Regions from separate parts of the Homo sapiens genome. Here region 1 is linked to region 2. A link is a contact called in ENCODE Hi-C or POLR2A ChIA-PET data. All regions are on one chromosome and are shown on one strand. The core of a region is the stretch at or near the end of the contact, and the rest is flanking DNA. Distances in the headings are between cores, read along the strand shown.

Evidence for each region. Hi-C counts contacts between places; a loop is a spot of excess contacts on that map. ChIA-PET counts read pairs that join two places held with the same protein, here RNA polymerase II (POLR2A). Pooled maps may share reads with other maps.
Region 1: a loop to region 2 is called in a pooled map, with 1.8 times the contacts of the local background. The contact joins the promoter of SSC4D here to the promoter of SRRM3 in region 2. A Hi-C loop is called at or near these places in 1 of 168 maps with a recorded cell type or tissue (CD8-positive, alpha-beta T cell) and 4 of 50 pooled maps. POLR2A ChIA-PET finds 5 or more read pairs at or near these places in 1 of 52 experiments (H1).

The regions. Positions count from the first base shown.
Region 1 is chr7:76,407,956-76,411,504 of GRCh38, forward strand. SSC4D (scavenger receptor cysteine rich family member with 4 domains) reads right to left here and starts at 1,742. Exons shown (of 11, transcript NM_080744.2): 1 at 1,459-1,742. It also overlaps a transcript of ZP3 not described here.
Region 2 is chr7:76,200,646-76,204,043 of GRCh38, forward strand. It overlaps SRRM3 (serine/arginine repetitive matrix 3), which reads left to right and starts at 1,251. Exons shown (of 15, transcript NM_001110199.3): 1 at 1,251-1,422. RefSeq lists a silencer at 1,098-1,337.

The DNA.
Region 1 (3,549 bases), core at 492-2,991, 210 kb after region 2:
AGAGAGGAAGGAGAGATGCGAAGGATATGTGGGAGACTGAACTGGCAGGACTGGGCTACTCTTGGTGTTGGGGGTCAGGGAGCTAGGAGCATCCATTTGGCTCCCAGCCACCCTGATGGGGACTTTGTAGGAGGCGGCGGTAGAGAGGATGGTTCTGTTTGGGCTACACTGAGAGTGGGACTGGGGGACATGGGTGCTTGTCCCAGAAGGAGCTCCCCACCATCCCTCCAACCCCCTCCTCTCTCTGGCTTTACCTGTGCCCTGGTGTACAAAGTCTGGTTGGGGAGAAGATGAAAGCCTATCTGGATGCAGACACAGGGATTTCAACACCCCATTCATGGGGCCCAGGACAGCCCCCAGTGGAATAATCACCTTTTGTCCTCCTTCTGCCTGGACTGGGGACAGCTGGGAGATGGGAGCTGAGAACCATGAGGAGGGGGAAAGACACAGTCCAGTCTTTGCTTGTTGTGGGGGGGCACATAGTTATCTTGGCCTCCTTTTGCCTCCTGGCCTCAGTGCCACCCACTTCTCAGGCTGCTGGGATACTGGCCCCCCAGGCCAGATCAGCCCCCACCCTGGGGACAGGCAACTTCCAGAGACCCTGCCAGGAATCCTCAGCTTCCCCACCTCTATCCCCTGCCACCTCAGCCCAGGCGTGAGGGAGAAGGACCCCCGATCCTGATCCCCACAGATTTCAAATCCCAGGTGACCCCAGAGCCCTCTGCCAAGCCTGCCTCCTACCCTCCCAGCTCCAAGGTGGGCCCCTCCAGTCTGCTCCTGCTTCACGCCCAAGGGAACACTGGCAAGACAAGGCTTCATCCCTCCCTGTCCTTGGTGATTAGGGCTCTTGAAAGCCCTCCCATCCCTTCATATCCCTTTCAGAGTCCATCTGTTGCCTACATTTTCTACAGTACAGCCGGCAGCCTAACACAGCGGTTCATATTGCAGCATCAGCTCCACCATCTCCTAGCTGTATGACCTTCACCTTGCAAAGCCTCACTGTTCTCATCTGTAAAATGGCTTTCGTGATCCACTTACCCCTTATCATTTTTGCCAAGTTCAATGAGCAAATGTTTTCACAAGGCTTAGCCCAGTGTCTGGCCCACTCTAGGTGTGGTAGCTATTGTTATCATTACTGTTTCTCCATCGAGACTGCAGACCCTTGAGGGTGGAAACCAGATCTCATTCAGTGGTTGCCCTTGGCACAGGGTGGATACTCAGGAAATGTTTGTTGAGTGACTGAATCAAGGTGATGGCTACAGAATCATAGAAAACAGCAGCCAGAAGGGGCTTGGGAGATTAACAAGGACAATTTCCCATCTGACCAGTGGGAAATGGTTGCCTCTCTCTCTCTCTCTCTCTCTGTCTCACACACACACACACACACACACACACACACACACATGCATGCACACGCACACACACACAAACACTCCAGCAAAAGTGAAGGATTCATACCTGGGGGAATGTTCTGGGCTCTTTCTGTCCCTTCTTCTACAGTCAATCCAAGATCGAATCACTTTGTCTGCCCCTGGAAGTTTAGGAGGAGGAAGGATCTTCCAAATGGAAATCAACACAGGCGTTTCTTCTTTTCTTTCCACAGCTGGAAGGTGAGCAGAGGCAAAGTCCCTGTCCATGGAGCTGGCTGGTGGCCCCAGCCTGTCCCCATCCGACCTTAGGGACAGCAAGAAGCAAAGGGGAGTGGAGGTGGCCGGCACCAGCTGGAGCGGCCCCAGAAAAAGGGCACCCAGGTGGAGGCGGAGCTATGTGGTTGGGGGAGGCATGGACTCTCAAGGCCAGGCAGCCCCTCCTCCCCCCACAGCCCCCCCACCCCAGGGTTCAGGTTTCAGGAAGGCCTGGATAGGTCTCCACCCCTTTGCAGGGCAGCCAAGCATCCTGATCTTTGGAGGTAGCCCTGATCCAGCCCAGGAGTCCCGCCTGATGATGTCCCGACCCACATCTCAGCTGAGGGTTTGGAAATGGTCCCAGGAGCCACAGTGTATGGAGTGGGTTTCCCACATAGACAGGACCTCACAACCTCACTTGGGGGCTGCTGATTTTGCCTTCTTTTTTTTTCTTTTTTCTTTTTTTTCAGACAGAGTCTCTCTCTGTCACCCAGGCTGCTGGAGTGCAATGGCACGATTTCGGCTCCCTGCATCCTCCGCCTCCCAGGCTTAATCAATTCTCGTGCCTCAGCGCCCGAGTACCTGGGATTACAGGCATGCACCACCATGCCAGGCTAATTTTGTATTTTTAGTAGAGACTGGGTTTCTCCATGTTGGCCAGGATGGCCTTGAAATCCTGACCTCAAGGGATCCGCCTGCCTCGGCCTCCCAAAGTGCTGGGTTTACAGGTGTGAGCCACCGCACCCAGCCTAATTTTGCCTTCTTGTGTAGTTCTTTTTTTTTTTTTTGAGATGGAGTTTCGCTCTTGTTGCCCAGGCTGGAGTGCAATGGTGTGATCTCAGCTCACAGCAACGTCCGTCTCCCCGAGTTCAAGGGATTCTCCTGCCTCAGCCTTCCAAAGTGTTGGGATTACAGGCATGAGCCACTGCACTGGCCAAAAAAAAAAAATGTTGAGAAGCTCCTGAGGATCAAACAAATTGGGGACCAGTCCCAGCTTTTTATGGTGAGGCTGGGAAGACTGAGGCCAAGGGAGGAAAACAGGTGGCATGAGTGTGGGCCCGGCAGGACTTAATTTCCTGACTCCTGGTCATGATGCTGTTTCCTATTTCTTGGAAAAAGAAAGTACTAGATGTACCAGGCGAGGTGGCTCATACCTGTAATCCCAGCACTTTGGGAGGCTGAGGTGGGCAGATCACTTGAGGTCAGGAGTTCGAGACCAGCCTGGCTGACATGGTGAAACCCCGTCTCTACTAAAAATACAAAAATTAGTCAGGTGTGGTGGCGGGTGCCTGTAATCCCAGCTACTCGAGAGGCTGAGGTGGGAGAATCGCCTGAACCCGGGAGGTGGAGGTTGCAGTGAGCTGAGATCGCACCACTGCACTCCAGCCTGGGCAACAGAGCAAGACTCCATCTCAAAAGAAAAAAAAAAAAAAAAAAGAAAAGAAAATACTTGATGGAAGGCTGCCATCACCATGCTGCAAAATCTCCACGCCCCTGCTGCCCGCACCTGTCCTTCCTCCCTCCCTCCTCCCCTGGCCTGGGGAAGCCCCTTCCCTGAAGTCCAGATTCCATTCCTTCCGTCATCTCAGGGACCTCTTTCCCTCCATCTGCACATCTATCTGTCTTCCATGTTCAGCTGCTCCTTCCCAATCAGATTTTTCGGTTCCTAAGCAAGCTCTCGTCTTTCCCATTAAAGCAAACAGTGGCCAGGAGTAGTGGCTCATGCCTGTAATCCCAACACTTCCGGAAGCAAAGGCAGGAGGATCGCTTGAGACCAAGAGCTCAAGACCAGCCTGGGCAACATAGGGAGACCCCATCTCTATAAAAAATTAGAAACATAGCCGGGCATGATGGTGCGCACTGGGCTGTAGTCAGTTACTTGCAAGGCTGAGGTGGGAGGATGACTTGAGCCTGGGAGGTTGAG
Region 2 (3,398 bases), core at 1-2,500:
TGTTGTTTTTGTTTTTTTGTTTTGTTTTTGTTTTTGAGACAAATTGAGGCTCTGTCACCTAGGATGGAGTGCAATGGAGCAATCTTGGTTCACTGCAACCTTCGCTTCTCAGGCTCAAGCCTTCCTCCCACTTCAGCCTCCCAAGTAGCTGGGACCACAGGTGCATGCATGCCACCACATCTGGCAAATTTTTGTATTTTTCATAGAGACAGGGTTTCCTCATGTTGGCCTGGCTGGTCTCAAACTCCTGAGCTCAGTGATTTCCCACCTCAGCCTCCTAAAATGTTAGGATTACAGATGTGAGCCACTGCATCCAGCCAAAATTTTAAAATTTAAAAAAATAATTTAAAATCTCCTGTCTCCATTAGGATGTCTCTCACACTACACCCTCCTTTTTTTTTTTTTAAATTTTTGAGATGGTGTCAAAAAATGACAGCCTCTGTCATTCAGGCTGGAGTGCAGTGGCGCCACCATAGGTCACTGCAGCCTCAAATTCCTGGGCTCCAGCGATCCTCCCACCTCACCTCCCTGGTGCCTTTTATTTTATTTTATTTTATTTTATTTTTGACCCTAAGTCTTGCTCTTGTCGCCCAGTCTGGAGTGCAATGGTGCGATCTTGGCTCACTGCAACTCCGCCTCCCAGATTCAAGCGATTCTCCTGCCTCAGCCTCCCAAGTAGCTGAGTAGTTGGGATTACAGGTGCCTGCGACCACGCCTGGCTAATTTTTGTATTTTTAGTAGAGACTGGGTTTCACCATGTTGGCCAGGCTGGTCTCGAATTCCTGGCCTCAAGTGATCCTCCCGCCTCAGTCTCCCAAAGTGCTGGGATTATAGGCGTGAGCCACCGCGCCCAGCCCCTGGTGCCTTCTTTAACACTGGGTGGGAAGAGAGTGTCCTGGCGAGGCCTCTGCACACCGACTGCATTTCCCAGATCCAAACTAATAACCTCCCTTGCCCCAGGCGCCTTCCAGGGCTGACATGCCTCCTCTCGCAAGTGGGGGAAACAGATGTCCCCGGGGGCTGGGGATAGGGGCGGGGGTGTGGGGAGGTGAGGGGCGAGGGGAAGGGGGGGAGGGGGGCGAAGGGGGCGGGGAGGAGGGGGAGCCGGCCGGGAGACGGCCCGGCCCAGCCGCCCGGGCTGTTGCCTCCGCTGCGGGCGTTCCTCCAGGCCTGCGGAGGGCGCTGCGGGCGCGGGGCTGGGCCGCTCTGGCTGGCGGGCGAGCAGAGAGGCGCCTCGGTGGCGGTGCGCTGTCCAGCATTTCAGCAAGCGGCGGCAGCACCCGCGGGGAGGCAGAGGGTGCGGGGCCGTGGGGGCCGCGGAGCTGCCCTGCCCAACTCAGCCCAGACTAGGCGGCAGCCCGGACCGGCGGGACCCGAGGGCCTGGCCCCAGCGCCCGGTAGATCGCGGCGGTCAGCGGTGAGGTGAGAGCGCCTGTGGGGCGGGGGCATATCCCCGAGGGGCTGGGGCTGGGTGGAAGCTCGGGCCTCCCCAGCACCCCCGTGGTCTGCAGGCTCCCCCGAGCAGAGGGGCAGTGTGGGAGGTCGGCGAGGGCGTCTGTCCGGGGGTGCCAGGCGCCCGGGGAGCAGAGATGAGGAACATTCATTTCACTGAGAGGGATGGAGACAGTGGAGACCTTTGGGGTCATGGGCAGGACTCCCCTGGGCATAAATGACCATGGCCTAGTCCATGAGGGTGCCAGGGAGGCCCCCCAACCGCAGTCCCACTGAGGAGAAGGACCTGCTCCCCAGGGAAGGGAGGACCGATGCAGTAACCCTGTGGAGATGCTGGTCACTGGCCCTGGTGAAGGGAGCAGGCCCCCACCTGGATGCTGGGCCTCTGTCCAGCAGGAGGTGCCGGCCCAGGGGACAGCCTGGCCCCTTTCCCGGCTACCCAAATGCCCCTAGGGAGGCAGGAGCTGGCAAGGAGAACTGGGTCTCACAGGATGGCATTTACTCTTGCACTGGGAAGAGGATGGAGGACACAGAAGAGAAAATAGCTACTAGGAATTTGGGAGGGGGTTCTCTGTGCACACCCCCCACCCCAACCACGGACGCCCAGAGAGAGTTTCTAGCCCAGAGTTAGACCTGCGCCAGAGTGAATTCCTGGTAAAGAAGAGAGCTGAGAAAAGACGCAGCCTCTGCCTTGCCTCCGCCTCCCCCTCCCTCCCAGGGCTCCTGCCTGGACAGTGTTGAAGCCTCCTGCAGTTCCTACTCCTGACAGCAGATCCATTGTGGGGAGAGATTTAGTGGGAGGAAGGGAAGGTTGTACCAAGGTCTGACGTGGTACTTCAATGCCTGTGCCCTATCCCAGCCATAACTTCTCGCTGTCCTAAGACCTCACTCACCCTAGCATCGGGGGCTTGAGCTGGTCTTTTGTCCCATGGCAAGAGAAAAGGCAGGTGCTGGGCTTTGACGGAGAGACGTGCACAAGTTCCTCTGTCCAGGGAGCATCTTAAGGTCATGGCCCCAGTTTGTGCCAGCTTCTTCCTCAGTCAAAAATAGGACCCAGCTGGCTAGGAAATTGTTCCCACACAGCAGTAGCTTTCTGGTTCCTTAACTTTATGCCCCATCCCACTCTCCTGTGGGGTGGAGGAGGTATTCTTGAAGACTGACTAAAGAGTCAACTGGGTTTTAAGAGGTAGGGGTATGTGGGTTGGGAGTCATGGACTCTGATGTCAGAAAGACATGGGATCAAATCTAGGTTATGTGACCTCAGGTAAGCCATTGACCTTTCTGAGTCTGTTTTCAATCTGTAAAACAGGTGTAGTGTTAGCAATGTCTACTTTGCTGTTGAAAGAAATAATCTGGATAAGGAGATGGGAGACTACTTTTACGGTATAAAATGCTGGGTGAGTGTTAGTAAATAGGAGACAAGTAAGAATTTCTTAAAGAAGAGCTGGATAAATGTGGAATAGTGTTCAGTGATATTTGAAGCACATTTTTCTGTTCCCAGAGGAGATGAACAGTGGTTGAGAGCCTCATGCCCAGCTCCATGCTGGGCACAATGCAACGGTTGACTCAGCTAATCCTCACAGAAGCTTCATGAGGAAGGCATCATTGTCCCTATTTCATAGCTGAGAAATGAAGCTTGAGTGACTTTCCCAAGGTCATGAAGCCACTCGCGCTGTCCTCCTGGAGGCAGGAGAGTTACTGATGACCTGTCCCATCCTCTGAGTATCAAGGCCCAGTTCAATGCCAGTGTCTTGATTTATGATGCCAGCTTTACAGGTGGGGAGCCTGAGGCAGGTGGGTGAGGGCATACAGTGCAGTAAGGAGGTGACTCCCACAAGGTCACTGGGATACTTAGAGGTAGAATGTGCCTTGAACCGGCCAGCGGGGTGCCTCTACCCCGTCACACCTGCCAAAGGGGGGGTCTGGGTCTGACAGTCCCATCTGCT